Regions from separate parts of the Homo sapiens genome. Here region 1 is linked to region 2. A link is a contact called in ENCODE Hi-C or POLR2A ChIA-PET data. All regions are on one chromosome and are shown on one strand. Each heading gives the region's core, a stretch centred on a gene start or an enhancer-like site at or near the end of the contact. The rest is flanking DNA. Distances are from core to core; before and after follow the strand shown. Region 1 holds the start of TCF25 (TCF25 ribosome quality control complex subunit). Region 2 holds the start of SLC7A5 (solute carrier family 7 member 5).

The links. Hi-C counts contacts between places; a loop is a spot of excess contacts on that map. ChIA-PET counts read pairs that join two places held with the same protein, here RNA polymerase II (POLR2A). Pooled maps may share reads with other maps.
Region 1: a loop to region 2 is called in a pooled map, with 4 times the contacts of the local background. The contact joins the promoter of TCF25 here to the promoter of SLC7A5 in region 2. A Hi-C loop is called at or near these places in 2 of 50 pooled maps. POLR2A ChIA-PET finds 5 or more read pairs at or near these places in 2 of 52 experiments (activated B cell and naive thymus-derived CD8-positive, alpha-beta T cell).

Annotation. Positions count from the first base shown.
Region 1 is chr16:89,869,640-89,875,036 of GRCh38, forward strand. It overlaps TCF25 (TCF25 ribosome quality control complex subunit), which reads left to right and starts at 3,953. Exons shown (of 18, transcript NM_014972.3): 1 at 3,953-4,220. The coding sequence starts at 4,029. It overlaps LOC112268179 (a long non-coding RNA gene), which reads right to left and starts at 3,849. Exons shown (of 2, transcript XR_002957933.2): 1 at 3,329-3,849; 2 at 738-2,282. SPIRE2 (spire type actin nucleation factor 2) reads left to right here. Exons shown (of 15, transcript NM_032451.2): 14 at 1-43; 15 at 411-1,680. The coding sequence ends at 633. RefSeq lists enhancers at 2,711-3,667, 3,438-3,597 and silencers at 3,678-3,797, 4,268-4,737.
Region 2 is chr16:87,867,770-87,873,781 of GRCh38, forward strand. It overlaps SLC7A5 (solute carrier family 7 member 5), which reads right to left and starts at 1,738. Exons shown (of 10, transcript NM_003486.7): 1 at 1,116-1,738. The coding sequence starts at 1,653. RefSeq lists a silencer at 1,702-2,051, enhancers at 2,292-3,051, 2,496-3,695, 3,052-3,813 and a cis regulatory region at 3,775-4,101.

The DNA of each region.
Region 1 (5,397 bases), core at 2,703-5,202, 2.0 Mb after region 2:
CAGCTGCCAAAACCGCGCCAATCCAGAGAAGAGACATCTTTCAGTGCGTTCTTCGCCTTGCTGCTGATGTCACTGTGGTGGTCGGGCGTGAAGAGGAACTTGGGAGCTGGGGTGGAGGGGGCTGGCTTTGTCTGTTTGCTAGGACACCCCAAGGAAATGGAAATGCAAGGCAGAGACGGATCGTTGTGTAGGGCTCTGGGAGGCTGAGCAGTATGAGATGGAAACTGGACTTGGGTGGTCAGGGAACAGTCTGCTGAGATGAACACTGCTAGCTGTGTTTGTTGCCTGAGGGCCAAGGGGAGGCCTAGGGTGAAAGGCAGCCAGGAGGGGGCTGTGGCATGCACAAGCAGGGAGGGGGGTGTGGCACCCTGGCTGGCTCCTCTCCCTGAGTGCCCTCTCCCACTTCCCAGGTCTCTGCAAGGGCCACAGTGGCAGAGCGTGGAGGAGGCGTTCCCCCACATCTACTCCCACGGCTGTGTCCTGAAGGATGTCTGCAGTGAGTGCACCAGCTTTGTGGCAGACGTGGTGCGTTCCAGCCGCAAGAGCGTGGACGTCCTCAACACTACGCCACGACGCAGTCGCCAGACCCAATCCCTCTACATCCCTAACACCAGGACTCTTGACTTCAAGTGACAGCCCCAGGTGGCCAGGCCTCCAGGAGGCACCAGGCAGGCCCTGTATCAGGCTAGGACGCTCTGAGCTGTGCATGTACATATATACATATATAGATACATTTATAATATATACACACAGTCTATATATTTATATACACTGTTTCCTGGCCCCAGAGCTCATTTGGGTTCAGGCGCACTTCAAAACCCTCCCTGGGGGAGGCTGTTTCTTCTCAGGATTCCTTGCCAGGGAGGAAGGGGAGGGAACAGGGTGGGTTTTCTCACTGAAGAGAGAAAGCAGAAGGTTCTAGATCCTGGCACAGACTGCATCCCATGTTCCCATGCTCTTCTCCGTCCCCAGGAATGCGAACGGCAGTTTCCCTTCCCCAGTGGACGTCTAGGTGGGGACAGGGTATCTTGGCTCCCAGCTGGACCAGAGTGCCCTGCTTGCCTCTGCTCTCCCTTTGTGGGGACTCAGGCAGCAGAGGCATCTGGGAAGTCTCTGAGTAGGCAGGGTCCTCCTGGGAGGCACCCCCACCTGTTTGAAAGGTCTGGCCAGGCGTGGTGGTTCAGGCCTGTAATTCCAGCACTTTGGGAGGCCGAGGAGGGAGGATCACCTGAGGTCAGGAGTTTGAGACCAGCCTGGCCAACATGATGAAATGTTGTCTCTACTGAAAATGCAAAAATTAGCCAGGTATAGTGGCAGGAACCTGTAATCCCAGCTACAGGGGAGGCTGAGGCAGGAGAATCGCTTGAACCCGGGAGGTGTAGGTTGCAGTGAGCCGAGATTGCACCACTGCACTCCAGCCTGGGCGACAGAGCGAGACTCTGTCTCGAAAAAAAAAAAGGTCCGTGCCAAGCTGCTCCCTGCCCTTGCCCTTTCCCTTTCCCTGGGGTCCAAACCACATGTGTCCTGCCTCTCCTGGCCCTACCACATTCTGGTGCTGTCCTCACTCGCCCCTGGCCCAGAGGCTCCTGAAGATGCTGGGCGGTCCTGGCACAGGGAGGAGCAGCTCTGTAAATCTGTGCACATGGCCACTCTTGGCCTAATAAAGGAGGTCTCACAGTCTTCTGTCTGGGATGTGCGCTGAGGATTCACCCAGCATGGCATGTTCTCCCAAGGTTGAAGCTGGGCTTGAGGGGCCACCTGCCTTCCAGGACGAGGAAAGGCCTCCTGGCTTAGAGTCAGGTGCCCACCAGGCAAGGGCTCCAGGCCTGCTCTGTCCACGCAGCCCTGGCTGCCTCTACCAGCTTCGTGGTCCTGGCCACCATGGTCAGGGCTGCATGCGGACGGCACAGACTACTGCCCATCAGCTCCTCTGGCCACACCTGCTGGCCTGGGGGGTACTTTGGTCTCATTTCCCAGATCCGTATTCTCGTTCTCCAGGGAGAGGATCCACAGGGGCAGGAGGTGTGACTGCAGGCTCTAGACAGGCCCTGTGCCGAGTGCTGTCTGCTCACCTGCGCCCGGCTCAGCCTGTTAACGGGGCCCTGCCCTGCTCCTCCGTGACGTTCTGCCGTCATCTTACCTTACAGATGAGGGAACTGAGGCTCAACGAGGTCAAAGAATTTGGCCAAAGATACACAGCTCACCCAGAACTTTGACTCCAGGCTGTAATGCTAGCCGTGGGGCCTGGAGGTCAGAAGGGACAGGACTTGTAACTGATGGGCCTGCGGGAGAAAATACTCCTGTCAGCTGGGGTCCAGGAAATCCAAACACACAAAATTAGAGCCCCCAGTAAAAACAGCCAGCTTCTAGCATGCGTGTAAGCATTTCACGGACTCTCTGGCCTGTATTTTTATTCCTGTTTAAAAATAAGAAAACAGGCACAGAGAGGGTCAGGGAACTCCTCCGGTCACACAGCCAGCAATAAGCTAATGTGTAGTGCTTGGTAAGGACGACGGTTGTTCTGGTTCTACGGGGACTCACACTCCCTATCATGGGGAGACTGGGTTGTAATTCATACAGGAACACTTGGAAATGAAAGCCCACGTTAAAACCCTAAACCACGGCAGGTGCAGTGGCTCACACCTGTAATCCCAGCACTTTTGGAGGGTGAGGTGGGCAGATCACTTGAGGTCAGGAGTTCGAGACCAGCCTGGCCAACATGGTGAAACCCCATCTCTACTGAGTACAAAAATTAGCCGGGCATGGTGGCACATGCCTGTAGTCCCAGCTACTCGGGAGGCTGAGACAGGAGAAGTGCTTGAGCCTGGGAGATGGAGGTTGCAGTGAGCCGAGATTGCGCCACTGCACTCCAGCCTGGGCAACAGAGCAAGACCTCATCTCACAAAATAAAATAAAACCCTAACCCATCCTGGGAGGGGCCAGGCCGGCTCACCAGGGCTGCTGCTTGTGCTCATGAAGCCGCAGTAAGTCGGGCAGGAGGCTGCTGGCACCTGTCTTCTCTATGCCCTCCTGTCCCCATGTCCCCAACCCCAGGCACAGGAAGCTGTGCCCTCCGCCCACTGAACCCAGCACTGTCTCAGCCTCATCTACTTTATTTTTTTCATTTTTTTGAGACAGGGTCTGGCTCTGTCGCCCAGGCTGGAGTGCAGTGGCGCGATCTCGGCTCACTGCAGCCTCAGCCTCCCGAGTAGCTGGGATTACAGGCGTGCGCAGCCACGCCCAGCTAATTTTTGTATTTTTAGTAGAGGGAGTTTCACCGTGTTGCCCAACCTGGTCTCGAATTCCCGACCTCAGGTGATTCGCCCACCTTGGCCTCCCAAAGTGCTGGGATTACAAGCGTGAGCACCGCGCCCGGCCCTTAGATCGTGACAAACGCGGGCGGCCTGTCCTAGAACTGTCAGAACCACTGTCCCTAAAGAGGCCTCGGGCGGGCAGTAAGGGCCGCGTCACTCAATGCTGCTCGAGGGGCGGCGGCTCCAGGGCAGAGGCGGGCATCGACGGCTAGATCACTCGAATGACACCCTGACACGAAAAGGACCAACTAGCAACGTCCGGGACGCAGCTGAAATGCTGCAGGCACGGTGCGGGGACAGGCCCCGGCGGGCAGAACGCGGCTGCGGGTTCCGGGCCACATGGATGGGCAAGGCCGGGCAGGGCCGACTGTCGCCGGCTGCGCGCCCGTTACCCCGAATCGAAGCCCGTCATCCCCGCGGGGCACCTCTCCATGCCCGGTGCGCACGGCGCGCAGACACCCAGCTCTCCAGAGACCTGGCCCGGACCCCCCGGAGCCCGCCCAGACGCCGCCGCTGAAGCGGGAAAGTTCCGGAGAGCCGCGACGCGCAGGCGCCGCAGCCAGGTCCTGCCCCCACCCCTCGCGCCAAGAGTGCGCAGGCGCGCAGCCAGCTCCCCCGCCCCCGACCCCGCGCGAAGAGTGCGCAGGCGCGCCGACAGCCGAGTTTTCTGCGCTTCCTTCTCCCTCTCTCCAGACGTCGTGGTCGTTCGGTCCTATGTCGCGCCGGGCCCTCCGGAGGCTGAGGGGGGAACAGCGCGGCCAGGAGCCCCTCGGGCCCGGCGCCTTGCATTTCGATCTCCGTGATGACGATGACGCGGAAGAAGAAGGGCCCAAGCGGGAGCTTGGTGTCCGGCGTCCCGGGGGCGCAGGGAAGGAGGGCGTCCGAGTCAACAACCGCTTCGAGCTGGTGAGGAGCGCGGCGGCCCGGGTGGGGGTGGGGTGGCCCTTGACGTTGTGGGGCGGGGCGAGCGTCCAGCCGGGTCGGGGAGCGGGGTTGTGATGCCAGGGGTGGGAAGGGTGACGTGGGTCCCAGCCGCAGTGGGGAGGGCGGGGCCGTGCGTCGGGGCCAGGGCGACGCGGGTGGGCGGTGGCGTGGGGTGAAGACGGCGGGCCGCGGAGTTAGACTGGGTTCTAACCCCGGTGAGGTGGGCGGGGCTAAGGGATGGGGCGGGGCCGTGCTGTCGGGGCGGGGCGACCGAATGGGCGGGGTTAAGCGGGGTCCGGGTTGTGGAGGGTGCGGGGCCTTGATGCCAAGGGCGTGGCCAACGTCCGCGGGGCCGGGCCACGACGTGGGCGGGATTAAATGGGCCTGCGGCCACGTGGCTGTCGTGGGGCCGTGACGCTAAAGGGCGTGGCTAAAGACGGGGGGGTGGCGAGGCGATGGCGTGGGCGGGGTTAAATGAGGCCTGGGGCCACCGTGGGGGTGGGGCCACGGCGTAGGGGCAGGAGTCGGGTGGGGCTTCCCTTTCTCGAGTCTAGAGGGGCCTTCTCTCGGTTCCAGGGTTGAGGACTTGCCAGGCCTCTGCGAGCATTCTGCTTTAATCCTCACAACAACTCTGCCTAACCCAGGGCCTTGCTCTTCGCGCATCCCCATCAGCCTAACCCAGCGGATTAGTCTTACTCTTTGCTGCATCTCCGGCAGCTCGTTTCTGGCACAGGGAAGTAACAGTTTGACTGTATGGTTTGCTCATGCGGTCCTGTGACGTTTTCTCCTAAGCCCTGGCCTCCGTCTGTAACTCTGCCTCTGCGGGCTCTGCGATCCTCCCACCTCAGCCTCCTGAGTATCTAGGACTACAGGTGGATGTCACCACGCCCGGCTAATTTTTTTTTTTTTTCTTTTTTGTAGAGAAGAGTTTTCGCCTTGTTGCCCAGGCTGGTCTAGAACTTCTGCGCTCAAACAATCTGTCCACCTCAGCCTCACAAAGTGCTGGGACTACAGGCGTGAGTCACCATGCTTGGTTGACTGCCCTTCTCGCATCAAGTCCACCTTTAGTGGTCCCCAAGACCCCCGTCAAGGTTCAGTAATTTGCTAGATTCACAGCAGTTACTGAAAGCTTTTTGTTTTGAGATGGAATCTTGCTCTG
Region 2 (6,012 bases), core at 488-2,987:
CAAATCATGTGGCATCTGCTACAAGTGATTTTCCCCCTGAAATCCCACAAGAAAACTATTTTGAGGCCGGGCACGGTGGCTCACGCCTGTAATCCCAGCACTTTGGGAGGCCGAGGCGGGCGGATCACAAGGTCAGGAGATCGAGACCATCCTGGCTAACACGGTGAAACGCCGTCTCTACTAAAAATACAAAAAAAATTACCCGGGCGTAGTGGCGGGCACCTGTAGTCCCAGCTACTCGGGAGGCTGAGCCAGGAGAATGGCATGAACCTGGGAGGCGGGCTTGCGGTGAGCCGAGATCGTGCCACTGTACTCCAGCCTGGGCGACTGAGCGGGACTCAGTGTCAAAAAAAAAAAAAAAAAAGAAAGAAAAAGAAAAAGAAAACTATTTTGAAAAGCAGTTATCTCTGGCCTGGTGAAGAACACACCAGCACCATGCCCACCAAAACAGGAGCCCCATGGCTGTTTCCCAGAGAAACCTGGGACCCGCACGTCCATTCACTGCAACACAGACTGAATCTGCAGCCAAGCTCCGCTCTCTCACTACTGGGAACCCTCAGGGGGGATCCCTTAGCCTAAATCAGCACCAGTCACTACCCGCACACGATGTTATTACTACTGTTTTCTTATGAGTCAGCCCGTGTCACTGATTCCTGACGAGCTGGTGTGGAGAGCAGAAATGAATGATTTTTTTTTTAACTGCAATTTCCTTCTCACCAACCAGTCAGCAATCGGAGCTCTAACAGTAAACCGATTGCTCAGTTACTCCACGTGGGTGCCACGCAAGAGGCTGGGAGTATTGCTCAGCGGGGCCAACGGGAGGGTGGCACTTGCCTAAACCGCTTAAGTGGGGGAATGGAATGCCCACCGAAGGGCAGGGCAGGGACCCTGCTGTCCCGTCACTGAAGATATTCCCAGCCTGTGGGGAGAAGTGTAAAAGAATGAATGAAAGAAACGCACGTGGTTTCTGGGACCAATGACCTTAGCCTAGAACTGCCGGGATGGTCCAGGAACGTAAAGATGTAGAGATGTGGGAGCCAGGGGCGTAGTGATGCAAGGATGCAGGGACCCAGAGACTACGACCTCCCAACCCCCGGCCCGCGCCCCGTACTCACGCACGCAGAGGCAGGCCACGAGCTTGGCTGCCTCCTCGGGCACCGGGCAGGTGGGGAAGAGCGGCTTGAGCAGGTAGGTGGCGAAGACCAGGGCCACGATGTACTGCGATGAAGGCCGGATGATGAGCAGCTCGATCCAGAGCTTGAGGAAGGCGGGCAGCGAGCCGTAGACCTCCAGCATGTAGGCGTAGTCGCCGCCCGATTTGGAGATGGTGGTGCCGAGCTCCGCGTAGCAGAGCGCGCCCACGATGGAGAAGACGCCGCACGCGGCCCACACCACCAGCGCCAGCCCCGGCGAGCCTGCCTCCTTGAGCACGCCCGTGGGCGTCACGAAGATGCCCGAGCCGATAATGGTCCCCACGATGATGGCCACGCCGTTGAGCAGCGTGATGTTCCGCTGCAGGGTCACGCCCTCGCCCTCGCCTGCCGGCGCCGAGCCGTCCGCGCTCTTGGCGGCCAGCATCTTCTCCCGCGCCTCTTCCTTCTCCTCGGCCGCCGGCGCCGCTAGCGCGCGCCGCTTCGGGCCCGCACCCGCCATGCTCTGCGCACCGGCCGGGCCTGGGACACCCGGGAGCCGCGGCCCAGCGAGCAGTGTGCGCGCCGCCCGCCGCCCGCAGCTGCGTCAGGAACCCCGCCCGCGCCGCCTTTTAGGCCCCGGCCCGCCGGCCCCGCCCACCGTCCGCGGCTCCTCCCCGCCCCGTGGCCCGGCCCCGTCCCTCAGCCCCGCCCCCTCGGCCCAGCTCGGAGCACGTGCGTCGTCCGGCCCAGCCTGGCGGGCTATTCCCAGGCCCGCGTGGTCCTCGAAGGCCCCAGTCCTCCTGCGCCATGGAGACCCCGGCCTCGCGACCTCCCCCCTCCCGGCGCCCGCGTCATCCCAGCCCGTCCTCCCGGATGCGCCTGGGCGGGGCCTGGCAGTCAGGGCGCGCCCCTTCACCCACTGGCCCGCAGCCTCTCGTCAAGCCTGGGAGCGGGCAGTGCACCAGGGCTGGCCTGAGGCCAAGGATGGAGTTTGGGGTACCCCCCGAAGGGAACCTAGGCTCCTGTCCCGGATGGGCCGAGGGGATGGAACCGCCCCCACAACCAGCTCCTGGGGCACGGGGGAGGGATGAGAGGATGACCTGAGGGGAAGCTCCTGCAGCCTCCTTCCAGCCTGGGGGCTGCATCAGTGGGGCTGGTGAGCCGCGAACTGGGACGAGGGAAGAACCGAACCGAGGCCACCCAGTAATTCCCATTGTATCCCAAAAGAATCTTGCCAAAGACGGCGATCCGGTGCCCGTAGCTTTGAGAAGCAGTAATAACACAGGCTTTGGGAAGCCAGCAATCTGCCTGAGCTCAATTTAATCAACAGAACCGGGGGTTCGCTGGGAGCCATAAGACCCCCACCCCCAAATCTACCTGGGGAATTCAAAGGCAGGCTTCAGTGTGAAGGGGCTTTAAAGCTTGTTATTCCTAGGGAATGCGAGAGGCATCTTAGCTAAAAAGGGTTGAGAGGTAATTTCAGTTAGAGGCGAGAGCAGGATGCCAAGGCTCCTAGGCCTGGAAATGGGAAGGAATATAAATACTGCCCCGAGATTGACCAGACTGGTGAGCGGCCAAAGACCTGTTCAAAGGGTGTGTGTGGGTCAGGGAGGAAGCTCCTCAGTATCACCCCACCCCGGGGTTCCTTGGCGTGTGTGCAAACGAGTCCTTGGAAGCTCACAGCAGGCATGTGGGGAGGCCTTTGTTCTGGGTGAGCGTTCAGCCTCCCAGGGCAAACACGCAAACACCGGTTGCAGAGCTGGGTGTTCACAGCAAGACAGTCTGCTGGGCAGATGCCTCTGGAATCCACAGAATTCTGAACAATAGCCGTGGTGGAGGGGGGTCAGAATCCCTGTCGTGCTGGGACCTCTAGCTGCAGCCAGGAATGTCCAGGCCCCACCCCAGGGAGGGGGCGGCTGAGGAATGCCAGGGCTTGTCATTCTGGACCTTGCTCGCCCCCCGGTATGTCGGGCATTCCTCTGCGGTGATAAAACCGAGCGAAATCTCAGCAGCCCAGGCAGCCACAGGCGGGGGAGTGCGGAGGTCACACAGATACTAACTTGTAATCTGCCGTCCACATTGCTGGCTGTGGAAGGTGCAGAGACCCCTCCATCTGCCCTATTCTTCCCGCTGTGCCTGCAGAGGGAAGGAGACAGTACCACCATGGCTGGGCAAACTCACCGAGTGCTCACTGAGTCCTCCCCTAGACAGCTTCTTATGCAATAGGGTAGGTGCCAGTTAGAGCCATTTTGCAAATAAGGAAGCTGAGGCTTGGTAGGGTTACCTCGCTTGTCCGGCCAGCAAGTAGCCTGGGAGCTGTCCTTTTGACTCTGAACTTATATGGTACTTTTAATCATTCCACCATTCTTCTTTGAGTAACAAGAAAGGCAACCAACAGTCATACCCCAAAGCATAAAATTACAACCATGATAAGCCAAGGACATGACAGGGTGAGCCAGCGACAGCGACAGGGACCAGGCAGGTCCAGATAGACTTTTCTGAGGTGGTACCTGGAGCTGAGAGCCCAGGGTGAGTGAGAATTAATAAGGGAGGTGCAGGGGTCCCCACCGGCACAGAGGGGGCCCTGCACAGTTGGTGCAAGTCATGGTTGGTGCCCCCAGAGCCAGGCTCCTGGCAAGTGCTGGAGCCCTTAAGCAGGAAGGGTGACAACAGCCATGAGCGTGTTCAAGTCACACAGCTATTACGCCACCTCTGTCGGTTTTTACTGGGTTTTCATATGACAACATTCTAGATTTATCCAGCAAATCTACTCCTCTCAGACGTCCCTGATGCCGGCCCTGAAACGCCTTCGCCTGAAAGCTATGACTCTAGAATCTTAGCAAAGAGTGCCATCTGTTGGAAAGATTCGGCAGCGTTTTGATTTTTACAGAGGCAGGACAATGGTCTTTTCAGCTCCAGTCAGTAATTTATCACATGTTGTGTATTTTCAGAGGTTAAAAAAAAGAAAGAAAGAAAAGAAAAAAAAGTTGTGGCACTCTCGCTTGAGCTGGTTGGGAGAATACTTTCTTTTCTTTTTTTTTTTTTTGAAACGGAGTCTCACTCTGTCACCCAGGCTGGAGTGCAGTGGCACAGTCTCAACTCACTGCAACCTCCGCCTCCCGGGTTCAAGCAATTCTCCTGCCTCAGCCTCCGGAGTAGCTGGGATTACAGGCACCCGCCACCATGCTCGGCTAATTTTTTATTTTTTGTATTTTTAGTAGAATTGGGGTTAGCCAGGATGGTCCCAATCTCCTGATCTCGTGATCCGCCCGCCTCAGCCTCCCAAAGTGCTGGGATTACAGGCGTGAGCCACCACGCCCAGCGCCCTGCAGGTCCTTTTTAAGGCTGTTTGCAACATAAATGAGACGAGGCATCTTCTGCCCCCCTCAGAGCGCCAGCGTGGAGTTGAGCAGGCCACCCTCTCTCACAAGGCGAACCCGTCATTATTTTGTCATTTGGAGCAACTGCAGGGGAGCAGCAAGGCCACAGGGCGAGGGGAGAGAACCCGGTGGATAATCCTTTGTTTTCTAATTATGAGATGAGTCTCGCAGTGCAGGGATTGTGGTTTTCATCTCAGCAAAATATAGGAGTGAGGTCCGGAGCGGATCCTTGCTCTTCCTTTCAACTCGTTCTTTTTCCCAGGAAAACGACTTACCTGGTAAACCCTGTAAACCAAAAATAAAATTCTAAGGGCCACCCCAGACATCTAAACAGACTTCCTCCTCAGCCAGGGCTCTTAACATTTAACCTGAAAGACTGGTTTGGGCCAGGAAGAGAATCGGGGGTTGGACGGCCTCTTTAGACCTCTCCAGCACTAACACCAACACATACTTGAAGTCTATCAGACTTAAAGATTAACATTTTACAGCCTGTTCTCTTTGAAGCCTCCTAGCTAAAAGCTTCATCTGCATGATACAGCTTTCATCTCCACAGCCTCACCACAACCCAAACATTCCTTCCTTCCTTTCTTTCTTTCTTTCTTTCTTTCTTTCTTTCTTTCTTTCTTTCTTTCTTTCTTCCTTCCTTCCTTCCTTCCTTCCTTCCTTCCTTCCTTCCTTCCTTCCTTTCTTTCTCTCTCTCTCTCTCTCTCTCTCTCTTTCTCTCTTTCTCTCTTTCTTTCTTTCTTGTCTCACTTATCGCCCAGGCTAGAGTGTGGTGGCGCGATCTCGGCTCACTGCAAGCTCCGCCTCCTGGGTTCAAGTGATTCTCCTGCCTCAGCCTCCAGAGTAGCTGGGACTACAGGCGCCTGCCACCACGCCCGGCTAATTTTTTTGTATTTTTAGTACAAACGGGGTTTCACCGTGTTAGTCAGGATGGTCTCCATCTCCTGACCTCGTGATCCGCCCGCCTTGGCCTCCCAGAGTGCTGGGATTACAGGTGTGAGCCACTGTGCCCGGCCTCCAAACATTGCTTTCTACTGATCCCAGGTCTTTTGTGTTTTTCTTTTTTTTTTTGAGACAGAGTCTCACTGTCGCCCTGGCTGGAGTGCAATGGCACGATCTTGGCTCACTGCAACCTCTGCCTCCCGGGATCAAGTGATTCTCCTGCCTCAGCCTCCCGAGTAGCTGGGATTACAGGCACCTGCCACCACACCTGGCTAATTTTTGTATTTTTAGTAGAGGCTGGGTTCCACCAGGTTGACCACGCTGGTCTCGAACTCCTGGTGATCTGCCCACCTCGGCCTCCCAAAGTGCTGGGATTACAGGCGTGAGCCACCATGCTCGGCAACAATCCCAGGTCTTTAGACAACAAACTCAAACAATTGTCAACCAGAAAATGTTTAAATTGGTTGGGCGCGGTGGCTCACACTTGTAATCCCAGCGATTTGGGAACTTTGGGAGGCCGAGGCGGGGGGATCTCGAGGTCATGAGTTAAAGAC